Regions from separate parts of the Mus musculus genome. Here region 1 is linked to region 2. The links are chromatin loops, found by intact Hi-C in ENCODE. Cell type or tissue: left cerebral cortex. All regions are shown on one strand.

Region 1 (8,000 bases), 120 kb before region 2:
TTTGTGTTGACTGTTTGGTTAAGTTGAAATCATATGCTACCTTAAAATGTCAATTATTAAAAAGATCTTTTTTCAACTGAAGAATGACACCTCTTTCTTCATTTTATTATTTTAAATTGTTATTAGTGTAAAACATGTGTATGTGTGCATGTGTGTTTTGATGTGTGCACTGATGTGTATTTGTAGGTGCCTGGGTATGAGTATGTGTGCACATGTGTGCACTTGGAAGCCAGGAGTCAAACTCAGTTGCTGTCGTCAGGAGCCACCTTGGTTTTCAAAGTGTCACCCTAGTTGCTGGAGCTCACCAAGTTAGCTAGGTTGCCTGGTTAGGAAGTTCCAAGGAGGCTCTACTCCCCAGGTGTTGGTGAGTACCTGGTCTTTTTACATGGGTGCTGGGAATAACTTAGGTCCATTCTCATTCTTTCTTTGTAAGCATTTTCCATCTCTACTATCTTCCCAAGCTGTGAGATCTTTGTCTTTTTTTAAATTTAAACTATTGTTTTAATTTTGTAAGTGATCACCTGTAAGTATATCTGATATCACTCATGTGCCTGATGCCTGTAGAGGTTACAAGGCTTTTATCCCTTGGAACTGGAGTTATAGACAGTAAGTCACTATATGGGTCCTCAAAGCAGCAAGTACTATTAACCACTGAGCCATCCCTATAGCCTTTGTGAGAAGTCTTTTAACTACTGCTATTATCAACTGATCTGGATTGTTTGTTAAAACTATTGACTTAAGGAAGCTATTTTTGGACAGATTTTAACTAAAAGGAAAAGAGAGGGAAAAAAGCCAACCTTTGGTGACCTTCTGTACCTATGGGATAGCGCTATTAAGAAATTGGGAATTTGTCTACATGCTATCAGAACACTCCCAAGAAAGCTTCAGGCTTGATTTGCCGTGGAGAGAAGCACTGTTGCTCCCTGCCAAGCAAGCAGGCAACAGTTTGTTGTCATGAACATTTCTTCACATAGTTTATCTCATGTAGAGTTCTCAGGACCAGCCAACTTTGGGATTTGATTTATAACATACAATGGTTATGCTCCATCAGATAAGAAAGGATGTGGAGGAATCGACATCTGCTGACTCTGGTCTCTCTGGCTCTTTCTAGACTGAAATGATGGTTAATCTGATACTGTCCAATTGACTTTTGTTGCATGTTTTTCAGCCATGCCCTTTCCTTGTCACATTCATGCATTAAACTTCCTGAGTGTTTAGTCTCAGAGCTCGAACAGTCGGGCTCTTCATAGCCCTTGGCATTCACTTCTAAACCACATTCAGTTTTTCTGGCAGTGGAATTTCTGCCAACAGAATCTGACCCTCTTACACCACAGTCTTGAGTGAATTAGCTCTGCTCAGAGCATGTGCACTTCTGCAGGGACCATCAGTAGTAAATTTTGTTTTAAGTACACATCTTGGTAATAAGTGTGTCATCTTTAAATTTCAGCAGCATTTTGTACATAATATTTTATAGATGATATTTTATATTTAAATGGCAAGGACATGAATGATTGACATGGACCATTGACCTTTATATGGAACATGTGCAGATCATACAATAAATTAATAACTGATTTTATATCTTTTTTGCCCTGAAGTTGATGATACATATGGTCTTTAAAAAAAACTTTTCATTCATATATGCATGTATGAATGTATACATGTATGTATGTATGTATATGTATGTGTGTATACATGTATGTATGTATGTATATGTATGTGTGTATGTATGTGTGAGGGCATACACATGCCATGCATGTATGGGGAGGTAAGGGGACCTCTGTGGAAGTTGGTGGTTTCCTTCTCTTATGTAGATCCAGGGACTGAGCTCAGATCATCATGCATCATGCTTGGCGGCTTGTGCCTTCTGCTGAGTCATCTTCCAGACTGTGTGTGTGTGTGTGTGTGTGTGTGTAGAGGTTTGAATAGGAATGGCCCCTGTACTCACTTATTTGAACACTTGGTCCATAGGTATGGCCTTGTTGGAGAAGGTGTGGTTTTGTTGGAGGAACTGTGTTACGACAGTCTTTGAGGGCTCGTAAATTTAATCCAGTTCTCTTCCTGTTGGCTGTGGATCTAGATGTAGAACTCCCAGTTACCTTTCCAACACATGTCTGCCTGCATGCTGCCGTGGTTCCCACCATGAAGATAATGGACTGAACCTCTGAAACTGTAAGCCAGCCCCAGTTATAAGACTTCTTGTGGTCATAGTGTCTTTTCACAGCAATAGAAAGTCTACCTAACTAAGACTGTGTATATGTGAGATAGAGATAAGGTCCTGCTATGTAGCTAAGGTTAACCTAGAACCTACTATGTAGTAGAGGTTAATTAACTTAATTGCCCAGGCTGGCCTTAAGCTGACAGTATTTCTCCCAGTGATAGAATTGGAGCAATGTGCTTCCCTACTGACTTTGGTACATTTTTTAAAAACAAACAAAAAAACGAAAGTCAACCAGTAAAATAATGTGCTGTGATCTCTGATTTGGAAGTGACTAGCCTGTTGTTTGAATTTGATGAGAAAAGGTGTGGGTATTTTGATTCCATGCCATCATGAGAAAGTACATTTCTCCCTGGCTGTTAACCAGTATCAACAGTCTAAAAATCTATGGATCTCAAGTTGTGGCCTCATTTGCTTCCAGTAGGTCTCTCAGTGACTCATATATTCAAGCTCAATGAATACTCAATATTTTATGTTCATCTGAGTGTGTGTATATGTGTGTGTGTGGAGGGGGGCTTGGAGTCAGTTCAGAATAGTTGTTGCTGATCCTGGCCAACTGGTTTATCTGAATTGGTTCCATGTATTGGTTTCAGCCCAGACTTAGAATCGATGACATTCTCGTTCCTTTTAAGGACTCCCTGCTTTAGACATCCCATTTGAAATCTGTTAAGAACATCATAAGCTGGTCCCCGATTTATTGATTTTCCTGGGTCTCCGACTATGTAAAGTGTAGCCAGCCATGGCGTAAGCCGAGTAAGCTCTGAGTTCCCTCTCTCTGCTCCAACATGGATGCTAATTCTACACCTTGGTATGTTTCCTAGGAGGGGCTTTTCAAATTGACAAATGATGCCTCTTGCAGTCCACTGGGTCCCTGCCCCTTTTGATGTGCCTAACGGGAAAGCTAGCACCTTCTATACTAGTGAAGGTTATGTTTTCTGTTTTGTTTTGTTTTGACAGATTCATTATTGTCTAGCACTTTAGCTATTATTTTGTCTAAAAGAACCATTTAGCATGCATGTAAGTACATGTGCACCTGTGTGTATATGAACACACACACACACACACACACACACACACACACACACACACACACAGAAATATTAGTATGACATCAGGCTCTTCTGTTTTTTCTAAGGCAAGTTGCAACATTCCATCATTTCTAAAAGGCTTGTGAAATACAAGTACTCATCTTGAATGGCTTTCCTAAAGGTTACTTGTCTTCTGGCTTTCTGTTAGAGATTTCCTTTAAAAGCCAATGTGAAATCCAACTAGAAGAGTTATTGTGGCTTCTAGAGCAGCTTCAAATTGTGTTCCATATTCTTTTGTTGGGGAAGAAACATGTACCTGCTAGGACAAGTAAGGACAGGTTTTGTTGTTGTTACTGCTTTTTTGCCAGTGTCACCTTATATTCACATATGGATTTTATACTTAGCATGTAATACAGCTATGGTTATTTTAGCGCAGAGTGCTTTAACTTCTGAAGTGTCCAGCAGTAAACTACATGCAGGAGATGTTGTTTCCATCAGGAGCCTCTCGCGTTCTTCATGTGTTCTGGAATAAGCACTTGCAGTTTAAGTGAGACTTGGAGCTCTTCAACAGCTCAAGCAATTCTTGTTTAATGAGACCAAAAGTGTGTTTAGATAAATACTGATGCATCTCCAGGTTACCCTCACAAGTGTTGTTCAGAGGCCTTCTCTTTGGGGGAGTTTCTAGCATTACACTCTGTTTCTGGTGACTGTTCATTTGATTGTTAGAGTGTACAATTTGGAATCAGTTTTCTCCTACTCTTTGAATCCCAGGAATTGAACTCAGGTTGTAAGGCTTAGCAGCAAGCACCCACTAGCCATATCACTAGAATTCATTTTACTATTTTTAATAAGATAATATAGTTTGTGGCTTGTTTGTTTGGTGTGTATATATAAAAATTTATACATGTGCATGTGGAGAACAGAGGACAGCCTTAAGATGTCCATCATTCACCGTTTTGGGGGAGGAGGCAGGGACTCTCACTGGTTTGGGACACCCCAAGTAGGTTAGACTATGGGCAGCGAGGTTCAAGGGTCTGCCTGTCTCTGAGGCTGGCTGGGCTTACAGGTATACACCACCATAGCTGACTTTATATTGGTTCTGATAGCTATATCCCCAGTTGTACTTCAGTCCTCATGTGTCTTCCTTCATAAATTGTCACAGTAAGAGATGGCTCATTTATTATAAAAATGAGAACTGAAATTGTTACAGAAATTCAGTCAGAAGAGGATATACAAAAATATAGTTAAATTTTATATAAGCAAATGAGGAAGTGATTATATAAGAGCTAGTCATCCTCTCCCACTTATATTATTTTTTATGATTGAACCTAGATTTTACAGGCTGAGTTATTCATAGTTTGGCATTTGCTGCTGTTAGTACAGGGCCTGCACGCTGACTTGTACTCAGATTCCCATTAGCTGCTGCTTTGCATTTGTGGGTATCATCATCAATGCCCTCCTCAGAGTTTCCAGGAAGGAGCTATGTTTAGCATAGTTTCAGTGTTACATATTTTACTACATCTAATTTTTGAGTTTGCGTATTACATGTAGACTTCAGAACACAATGAAAGAATCCTAGAATGGAAGACAGGACACCTGGGTTTCATTTTCATTCATGACCATGAATGCTTATTGTTTTATATACAGAATCCTGAGCAGCAAGCCACACGGTGTGCTCATGTTGAAGAACAGTTACTCTCACCCATCTGAAAATTCACTACGTTAGCTATTGAGGAAAACCCCTTGATTCTTACTTGTATTGTTCTTTGTTCCTGCTGGAATATAAATCTTTTATGTGTTGTTGGAAGAAGTGAGGAGACACAGCAGAATTTCAAGATAATGCCATCTGCCAGTTTTCTACTTAACAGAATACTGAGTTTAAAAATTTTTTAAAAAAGCAACTTACTTCCAAACTTGCATCAATGACTGTTCATATAATCTAGTACAGCTGATTTATGTTATTTGCCAGAGATAATTACTATTGCCCACTAAAATAGTGATTAAAATCTGTTTGATGTTTATAATTGTTTTTGTATAGATTTTGAAAATGTGCTTTAAAATGAGAGTTCTCTAACAGAAATTCTGTAATTTCATTAATTACTGAATATATTCCTTTTACTATTTTACTGTTTTGAGACTTTCTACCTAAGTATATATTATAGTATATCCCGTGTGTGTGTGTGTGTGTGTGTGTGTACGCGCGTGTGTACCCAAGTATTTGTATCATTTCTGTGCCACCCTCTACCACCTCCAACTCCTTCCACGTAACCTAACTACCATGTTCTGACATCTGTGGGTAATAGGCATGCACATGGTATACATACATACATACATACATACATACATACATTCAGGAAAAACACACTTTAAAGGGGAGGTAGAAAGATTGTAAGAACTAGAGGAACAGGTGAGTATTCTTCAATAATATCTTCTAGACATGATAGAGATGCTGTACTCATGAACTCTAAACAATATGGCAGCCTATAGAAGACCTGCAGGTACTACACCAGTCAATATGCCAACAGGGATAGAAGCATAATTTCACATGATCTGGTCCCATCTCTAAATGAAGTGCTATAGGCAGTCAATTGTGATAGAGGAGGGAGAATTAGTTTTCTCTATGAATGAACCTAATACTTTTCCCAATACTAAGTAGCCAAGTGTAAAATGAACACAGACACATCCACAGTTGTGAAGTCAGAATATGGTAGTAGATCACCTGGAACTGCGAGTGTCAGATGATTGTTAACCATCACGTAGGCAGGCGCTCTGAGTTTCAAACGCAGGTCCTCTGTAAGAATAGCAGGTACTCTTAAATACCAAGCCATCCCTCCAGTCCCTTTATACCTCTCTTTTGATAAAAATGTTCTCTGAGCCTTAGGTGCAGGGTTGTGTAGATCCTCCAATTGGGGTTAGGCACCCCCTACTCACTTATTGCTTGCATTTTGACAAGGTGCAGATCTCTGTAATAACTTCTGTCTGCTGAAAAATCTTACTTAAGGAGGAGTAAGAGCTGCACTTCGTTGGAAGCTTATATTGATTTAGAAAAGTAGTAGTACTGGTTTCTCCTCTAGAACCTATGACCTTTCCAGCCACAGTTTCCTTGTCAGGTTTACAGTACGAGGCATGCATGCATTCCCTATTATTGTGTGGACCGTAATTCCAATGAAACAGTTTGCTCCTCTGGGATGTAAGGGCCGTTGTTGTACTGTTGGACATCCCTTGCCAGAACAGTTGTTACTATAGCTCCTAGGACTCACAGCCAGGAGATGACAGATGATAACTTTTCTCTCCGTGCAATTTGCATATCACCTTTGTGCACTGTCAGTTAGCCCTCAGGAGGGAAGCTTCCAGGTCACTACCAGCTTTACTTCTCCAAGTTCTGTAACCAAAGTGTGTGGTGTGACCTCTTCAGTGACAGTGCATTACCTTCAAAGTCTGAAAGACAAGCAATGGAAGTAGAAATAGCCTATATTATTTCACTCGCTTCAATTTCTCTAACCAGCAAATTGAACGAGGGTATCGCTAGCCTAGTACTGGGTGGAGGGTGTTGGTTTGTTAGACTATGGCTTGTGGAACAAATATTATCACCCCATGTGGGTTAACTCTATTTTAACTGTATACACACATATTATAACATGTGCATTTTAACTCGTAGGCTTAAATAATACATGCATTTAAAAATAGCTTTTCCTATGGCTTTTTAAACATTCTTATGTTTCAAGCATCCCCCCTTTTAAAACATCCCCCCTTATCCTTTGTATTTTCTTCCTTCCCCTCCCTAGTTAAGTGCCTTATTTTTTTCTCCTTCCCCTCGATAGCATCTGTGTCCTACTGTCCACATCTCTAAAGATCATTCTCTTCCCCTTTCCCAGTGTCTCCCCTCTACATTCCTGCATTCTACAGGTACTTCAAGTTCTGTATCCAAACTCAATGAGCTAGCATTCACAAATAAGAGAAAACACAGGAATTTGACTTTCTGGATTTGGGTTATCTCATTAGTGTAATATTTTCCAGTTCTATCCACTTACTGCAAATTTCATAATTTCATTTTTCTTTACAGATGGATAGAGTTCCATGGTGTTTGTATATGGCATTCTCATTATCCATTCAATAGTTGGACCTCTGGGCTGCTTCCATTTCCCAGATGGAAATGCATGGAGCAGCAGTGAACATGACCAGTAGTGAAGGTATCTCTGTAGAAGGATATCTAGTCCTTTGGATAGCTGTCAAGCAGTGTTAGTGCTAGGTTATATGGCATATGTGCTGGGAGCTTCTTGAGAGTGCTCATCGGGAATATATTTTCCCTCCCTTCCATACTGAATGAGGGCCCCCCATTTCTCACATCCTTGTGAGCATTTGTTGTCTCAATTTTTTTTTTAAGATTTATTTTTATTGATGAGTATACTGTAGCTGTCTCCAGACACACCAGAAGAGGGCATCAGATCCCATTACAGATGGTTGTGAGCCACCATGTGGTTGCTGGGAATTGAACTCAGGACCTCTGGAAGAACAGTCAGTTCTCTTAACCACGGAGCCATCTCTCCAGCCCTGTCTCAAATTTTTAACCATTCAAGAGCAGTTTTGTTTTGTTTTTTGTTTTGTTTTGTTTTGTTTGTTTGTTTGTTTGTTTGTTTTTTACATTTTCTTGATTGCGAAGGATGTTGGCCACTTTTAAAGAGACCTCTTAGCCATTTTTATATTTTCTTTTCCAGTCCATCAGCATTTTTGTTGCTGTTGTTTGTTGTTCCAGA
Region 2 (8,000 bases):
TTTTTATATGATGTGATACAGGGCATCAATTTTTTCCCATTGAATAAAAAGCTTTTCCAGTGTTAAATACTGGGGAAAAAAATCTTCCTCCACGGTGCAGTGCACTCTGGTGACAACGCATGTGACTGTTAACACTTGGGTTTATTTCCAGTCTTTGAGTTCTAGGCCATTGATTGGTCTCCTCATCCTTATGTCAAAGGACACTGTTGACAACTGGAATTTTGAAATCACAAGTCTCAGTTTTGTTTTACTTTTCCACAATTCTGGGTGATTCGTGGTCTGTGGCTATTTGATCTGCGTTTTAGAATCTCTTGCAAGAACCCCCTGCTGTTCTGAAAGGATTGTGAGGGTTCTGAAGCTCGGTTTAAGGAGCCTCCATCTGAGCAGCTTTACATTTGATGCCTGAATGTGGGATGCTTTCCTGTCTGCTTAAGGCCTTAATTTCTTTTCAAAATCCCTTATGGTTTTCAGAATGTAAATTTTGTGCTTCTATTAAAGGGTTCCTGAATATTTAGAAGTGCCTTCGATGGCATTATGAATGCATTTTTATCTCACTTTCATTCCTGGGTTGTTCATGACAATGTACAGGCATATATTTACATGCCACTTAACAACAAGAATGTGTTCTGTAAGCTGCATCATTAGGTGCTGGGAAAGATCAAGTGTACTCAGCAAACTGCTGATATGAGCCACTCCAGAGCTAAGCGGTATGGTGTAGCCTGTTGATGCCAGGCTACAAATCTACCCAGTATGCTAGTAGTGTTGAATACTGTTGGCAGTTAAAACACGTCAACATGTCTAGATATCAAAACAGCACATCAAAACCATGGTGTCAACATTTTAAAATGATATACCTCACCATGCTTGGAGAATACAGAACTGGAAGTTCCTCTGTGCGAGGCACTGAGTGAGTAACCTTGTGCCTAACTGTCCCTCCATAGGCTGTAACAGTTCTGTGCACTTCCTATGACATATGGATTCCAGTAGTTTTCCTCAACGAAAGTTAACCTCAGCCTACTATAACTTTTTGCTTTGTACACCTTTATCTTAGTGCTTTTGTAATAACATTAAAATACACACACTGGAGCTTTCTCAGTCACTGTTCTGCTGCTTTGAGGAGACACCATGACAAGTCACTCTTGAAAAGGAAAAACCTTAGTTAGCGGCTTGCTCACAGTTTGGGAGGGTCGGTCCGTGATCTTCATGGTGGGAAGAAGGCAGGCAAGGCACTAGAGAAGTAACTATGAGCTTGAAACCTGATCTACAGGCAGGAGAGGGGAGGAGAGACAGTGTACCTGGTGCAGACCTCAGAGCCCACTCCCACATCCTCCCAACAAGGATATGCCTACTCCAACATGGCCACACCTCCTAAATCTTCCAAACCTGGGGACTAAACATGCAAATCAGAAAGCCAGTGGGGGTCATTCTCACTCAAAGCACCACATTACCTATGCAAAATATTTCTTTAAGTTATTTTATAACTTCTATGTAATTTTCCATTTTTAAATATTTTCATTTTTAAGCTTTTTCTTACAAGTACCAGGCAAGCACAACTGTTATTCTAGGTCTACCCATGGCAGGAAGACTAACCTCAAAGCTAGATATATCACAGCACCTTCTGCTGTAAACCCTCAGAGACTGTAATGCTGCCATTTCCTAGAAGAACTTGACTTTCTTCTGGACTTCTTCCTGAAGGACCTCCCTGAGGCTAATTTTAAGTTGTGTGTGTGTGTGTGTGTGTGTGTGTGTGTGTGTGTGTGTGTGTGAAGTATACTTAAAAGTAGTGACTAAAACTATTGTTTTTGTAGTAAAACAGTCACAGAGGCATTTATCATAATCAAGCACTATGTACTGTGGATACTTAGTTTGTACTTTAATCCAAGTGTAAACATAGTAGATTTCTTTATATCAGTTCCATCATAGACTCATGAGTTTTATGTTGTTTATATATATTACATATTACAAACAATAGTTATGGCATAGTAGTTTTTCAGTTCTATCACAATTTTACATTAGTTTGGTATATTTACTCCATTGCTTACCAAAATATCTTTGCTTAGTTCACAACCATCTGATTTTATTAAAGTGTGCGTGTGTGTGTTTGTATGTGTGTGTTGTACTAACACTGTATATTCAAACATATGTGCCTGTGTGCACACAGTCAGTGGAGGTCAGAGAATGTGAGGTATTCTGCTTCATGGTTTTTGACTTTATTTCTTTGCGACAGGGTCTCTCCCTGAACCTGGAGCTAGATAAGGGTGGTGGTGAGCAAGCCCCAGTGATCCTTCTCCGCCTCTTCCCGTCCTGCTCAGCCCTGTTCTTCCAGGCATGCCTGACCACTCGTAGCTTTTGATGTGGGCACTGGGATGGACTCACAGTGTCGTTCTTGCACTGAAAGCGTTTTTTCTCCACTGAGTCTTCTCTCCAGCACCAGCCACAGCTGATTTCTAAAATGTGAGTCTTGTGTCCTATAACCTTGCTAAATTTAGTAGTTCTTAGTGAGTGCAATTGCACTTTAATGGGTGCCTCATGATTTTCTACTTAGACAAATCCTATCATCGCTGTATGGTAATAGTTTTACTTCTTCCTCTCCAGTGTGGATGCCTCTCACTGTCTACCTAGCTGTCCTGGGGAAACTCTGGAGAACAGCGCTGAGCAGAAGACATGTTTCTCTAACCCTGCGAGTAGCAGGAACGTGTCTAGGCTTTCACCGTTAGCCATGCTAGTGTGCTTTTAGCGTGAAAAGGAATTGGAGGGCTGGGGAGATTTGCCACAGAGATATGGGACTCAAGTTTGAATCCCCAGAAGGCATGGACAACTGAGTATAGTCGTACAGTTCTTTAATTCCAGTGCTTCCACAGGAAGATGAGAGTTAGACACTCATGGGCCAGCTAGGCTGCAGTATGCACTGGCAACCAACATAAGAGAAACCCTGTCTCAAATAGATTGGAAAAGAAGAATACACCCCGAGGTTGTATCATGACTTCCACATGTATATTGTGAGCCTGGATTTCCTGACCATACAAGATAACCGTGGGGCTTTTGTTGTATTGATCTCAAATATCATATTAATTTTACCTAATGTGATTGGCCCAGAACTCATTGTTAGGAGACAGTACAAAGCTCATAGTATAAATTTAATTAAATAAATAAATAAAATTTAAAAAAGACCTGCTGTGGGTTTCAAAGAGAGTGAACATTTTGCTTACTGGAATTAGAGGAACAAGGCCAACTGAGTATATTTTGCACAAATGAAATTATTTTCTGTTTTTTCCTCTTAAGCGACTGATTATTCACTCATAATTTTGAGGTTGTTTGGCTTGCAATTCATTTTACTTTTCCTATTATATGATCCCAGCTCTTTTTATATCTTTTAAGCAATCGCAGTGATACTCCTAGCTTGAACTCTATTACCCTTAGCAATTTTTGTTTGGATTTTAATTGAAAGCATTTAAATAGGAAGTGATATATACGTCCAAGCAATCAGCTATGCTCCTCAGGCGTGAAAGGATCACTCTCCTTTGTGCTGGTCTGAACGTAAATAGTGGTGATATACTTCCTACTTCTCAACAGTCGAGGTCCACCCAGAAGCTTGCGACTATATAGAGTCCCGGAAATGTCCTCATTCCCCTTTCTAGCCTCTGATATCATCTCTTAGCATAGAATCATGTTAAATGGGCACGAGGCTTGTGTTTGAACCAATTAAAGGGACAGTACCTTTAACTTGCTAAGAACAGATTGCAGCTCAAGTCCTAGCCATCTGGCACCTTCTTGCCCTTGTCCCACAAGTGCTGTGGGCTAGAAAATGTGGGCAGTGCCAGTTGCTGGACGATTACCCACAAAGGGCTTGCTTTGGGAGGAATCATCTTCCTGAACACAGAGCAGCGTGCTGTCCCTTTAAGTTCTGAAATTTAACTGAATATATTTGGTGAAGGTAAAGCAGTTATTTTAAAAATACATTATTCAGGGATCACAGCGGTGCTTTCAGGGATTAAAATAGTCTAAACAGTATGTAATTTCAGGGTTTCTAAGATCTGCATAGAATTAGCATATCCAGCTGGATATAAAATGATACGTAATACAACACCCACCCCACCCCACCCCACAAAAAAACTGGTTTTCTCTGCATTGTATGTGCCTTCTTTGGTTGGGAGAGAAAGATAAAGTATTGTATAGCCTCCTATAGGAGATACTGTAAGGGCTTCAGAAACAAGTGCACTCTACATTTGAAAGGCTCCCTGTTTTCTTCGCAGGTCAGATGAGCAAGATGCAGAGAATGGTGGGTAAGCATCCCAGAGATTAAAATGGTACCTACCTACCACATAAAGAAAACTTAATGAGATGTTATCTAAGATGACTGGCAAATAAGTGCCATTCAGTGTGAGCTAATGCCTGCAGTCCTGGAAATAAGCCCACCTTACAATTTACCTAGAAGAAAGTTAGCAAAACTAGATTCAGTAACAGCTAGTATAATTTACTTCTTAATAATGTGTGGGAGCTCTTTTTCTAAACCGCTGTATTTCCAACTTCATAGGCAAACTGTGAATTATTTAGTGTCTTCAGAGAATTCCCATCATTGTCTCACCTGCAGAGAGCTGGGGAGGATAAACTGAATCTTTATTTAACTCTAAATGTGATTTCTGTACATTTAAGACCACTTTTAGAAATTATACGTATACACTTTTGTGTCAATTTAGCAGTTAAAACTGTAGCAATTATTTCTGGAAGGCAGAAAGAAAAACTGCACTCAGGAAGGTTCTGAAAGTGGCTGTCTGCAAACTGGTGAAATCCCGAGCCTCGGAAAGCCACATTTGCTTATCCAACAGCACATGCGCACCTGGGCCCCGCAGAGCTGTGCATGCTGCGCCTGCCGTCCAGCCCCAGCCTCTCTGCTCCCTGGCCCAGACATCATGGAAACAAAGCTGACTCGTGAGGGGAAAGAACTGTGTGCGTCCCTTCCCTGTCACATTTCTTCTTCTAGCTCTGCCAGCCAGCAAGTGGATTATATCTACACTTGATTCTAAGGAGCAGTTTGCAGCAGGTGGATTGTATCTACACTTGATTCTAAGGAGCAGTTTGCAGCAGGTGGATTGTATCTACACTTGATTCTAAGGAGCAGTTTGCAGCAGGTGGATTGTATCTACACTTGATTCTAAGGAGCAGTTTGCAGCAGGTGGATTGTATCTGCACTTGATTCTAAGGAGCAGTTTGCAGCAGGTGGATTGTATCTACACTTGATTCTAAGGAGCAGTTTGAGTTCCGGTGCCCACTGAAGCCAGGGCCGTCAGATGCCCCTGACAAGTCCTGGTGTTGGGAATCAAACTTGAGTCACCTAGAAGAGCAGTATTTGCTTATCTTTGTGAATATGCGTCTTTCTTAATTCCCTTCTCTCTCCAAACTTTGCCATTACCAGAGGAAAGTTCTACTTTATCATATTGCTATTAGTGGAAGCAAAGCAAAAATCTTAACACAACACTACAGATTCCCTGGATCATTTCTAATGGATATACCAGCTCACACCATACAGGGGACAGCAATCCAGAAAGAAATCCTTAAATCCTTTCAGTTTGGCCCCAAATTTCACCTCCAAACTGAATTTGCTATTTTCAAACAATGATATTCACAATTATTTTAATATATTTAGTATGGTTATTCTTATTCTGTTCATAATACTGATACTAAATTTTCTACATTTGTTACAAATCATAGAATCTAATCTGTTGTATATTTTTTTACTCTAAGAACGTCAATATTAAATTCTTAATTCCTATAGAGCTATAACTTCTGAAAAGATGAAATGGCCTGCCATTTTTCTCATTAGCTAAGTGTTTGTTTCTTACATATTCAAGACCACTATAAAGATGGGCATTCTTCCATTATAGAAATTCTTTTCATAACTTGAGTTTGCACACTCCTTGGCCACTGCTCCTACAGTTCCCAGGTGCATCAATTAAAAGTTGTTTCCTGTGGATCACGTCAGGAAGAGTTCAGAGTCTAAAGCTCTTCATATTGTGGCTCGTCGCTGCTGCTTCACCTGTCCAGTGAGCTTGTGTTTCAGAGAAGAGAATGGAATCCAGGAAGTCTGAGAGCCTTGCTGAAGCCCTGTGGTGCAGCAGGGAGCACTGGCACCCAGGGCCAGGCACTGACTTTCATCTAGAAATCCACAAATAATGGTATATAGCTCTAGTTCTTAATAATTCCATTCCCTCTCCCTGAAACAATGGGAATGCTGTGGAAGGGTAGTCAGGAGTTATTTATACATTTATAGCTTACTGTTGATGAGCTGATTTATTGTGTTTTCTAATGATTCAGTGTATTTTCCTTTGAGAAGTTCCAAGTCACTTATAGAAAGGTTATTCTGGTAAAGCATTGTGGCTCTTAAAAATATACAAAAACTGAGGCCTTTAAACTTTTTCTCGTATTGTGAATATTTGGCCCATTCTCAAGTCATTGTTAACGTTATTGACACCATGATTTTTATTGGGTGGGCTTTCCTCCAGAGCGGGGAGTCACACCGTGCACTGCATAACAGCACACAAAAGAAGCCAGCAGAGTGCCATTGTGCCATTGTGCCATTGTGCCAATGTGCCATTGTGCCATTGTGCCATTGTGCCATTGTGGCCGGAAGGGTTAGGGATTATAGACTTCCCCAAACAAGATCCAATGCTTTCACTTAGGCTTAGATTTTACTTCTCAAAACATTTAGGTGTAAAAACTTGAATTATGATTTGTAAGTCAAGCCAAGTTTGCTTTAGGAAGTTATGCAATAACTTTAGTGTAAGCGGGGCCATGTCACACCTGATTTTCCTGTTTCCTCATCTCCCATTCTTAGACATTCAGAGTTCCTTTACCCATCGGCTCCTGCTGGCCCTGTTGGTTCCTAGCTTTTCACCTAGTTGATTATATTCTGTTTGTTTTGGTTTTGGTTTTGGTTTTTTGAGACAGGGTTTCTCTGTGTAGCCCTGGCTGTCCTGGAACTCACTCTGTAGACCAGGCTGGCCTCGAACTCAGAAACCCTCCTGCCTCTGCCTCCCAAGTGCTGGGATCAAAGGCGTGCGCCACCACTGCCTGGCAATTATACTCTTACCTAAAAGTATTGTCCTGTAAAATTCTAAAGATGATAAACTTCTAAATTTCTATCAGCAACTGGATGATAAAGTGTACTGTATACAGGCTGTGGAATATTACTCAACCTTGAAAAGGCTCTGATTCAAGTCACACTTGTGAATGGATCTTGAAAACATTTTACTAAACATAAGCCAGTCACATCTGCATAAGATCCCTCGAATAAACCAATTCATAGGATTAAAAAGAAAAATATAGTAACGATTGCTGTGGGCTCAGGGAAAGGCCAAATGAGGACTGGTTTATTTAATGGGATGATGACAGTTGTAGCAGTGGGAAGTGGTGAGGACTGTAGACCCTGAAGGGCCTTGATGCCTGTCATTTAGACATTTAATGGCAGGTTCATACTGTGTAGAGTTTGCTTCAGTAAGAAAGCAATACTGACCTGAGCTCTCTGTGACATGAAATAATAGCACACTCCTTTGGGTTCCAAGTGTACGCTGAAGGAGCAGCCGGCCTCCTACCATTCTGAATGGCTCCTTCATTCTCATACAGGGTGGAAAAACCACAGCTGTGTTTACTTTTCCAACCCCATCTTCTATTTTGAAATATAACCTGTTTGAAAATGAGAGCCAAGGTCAAATAACACAGCTTTCTGCTCACCTCTTCAGTTTGCCAAACATTGTTTTTCTAGTGGAGTTCTAGGCTAGGCGAGGCCAGTGAGAGTAACACTATCACTCCTGTGTTCAATGGCAGAATTGAATTTGCCTGCCTCAGGACATCTGGATGCAGAGGGGTACAACATAGCTGCTTTCACGTTTGTGCATATATGAAAATGCACAGTGTGAGCCAGCAAGATGGCACAGTGGGTAAAGGCACTTGCTGCCACACTGGAAGACAGAAGTTTAGTCCCTGGAGACCACGTGATATTAGGA

The links. Peaks named below come from ENCODE experiments on the same cell type or tissue, not always from the same donor. Only the 100,000 strongest peaks of a DNase experiment are listed, where the experiment ranks them.
Region 1: a loop joins it to region 2, with 2.0 times the contacts of the local background. A loop is called at or near these places in 3 of 42 quality-filtered maps.

What each region holds. Positions count from the first base shown.
Region 1 is chr6:8,284,479-8,292,478 of GRCm38, forward strand. All of the region lies in intron 2 of Umad1 (UMAP1-MVP12 associated (UMA) domain containing 1), which reads left to right. Among named protein-coding and RNA genes, the nearest start is that of Umad1, 29 kb to the left of the region's middle. In left cerebral cortex, no CTCF peak of the experiment used is centred here; DNase peaks (open chromatin) are centred at 1,241, 4,290 and 4,719; H3K27ac peaks cover 1,363 bases.
Region 2 is chr6:8,409,357-8,417,356 of GRCm38, forward strand. All of the region lies in intron 3 of Umad1 (UMAP1-MVP12 associated (UMA) domain containing 1), which reads left to right. Among named protein-coding and RNA genes, the nearest start is that of Gm46952, 68 kb to the left of the region's middle. In left cerebral cortex, no CTCF peak of the experiment used is centred here; DNase peaks (open chromatin) are centred at 3,775 and 4,876; H3K4me3 peaks cover 547 bases; H3K27ac peaks cover 1,666 bases.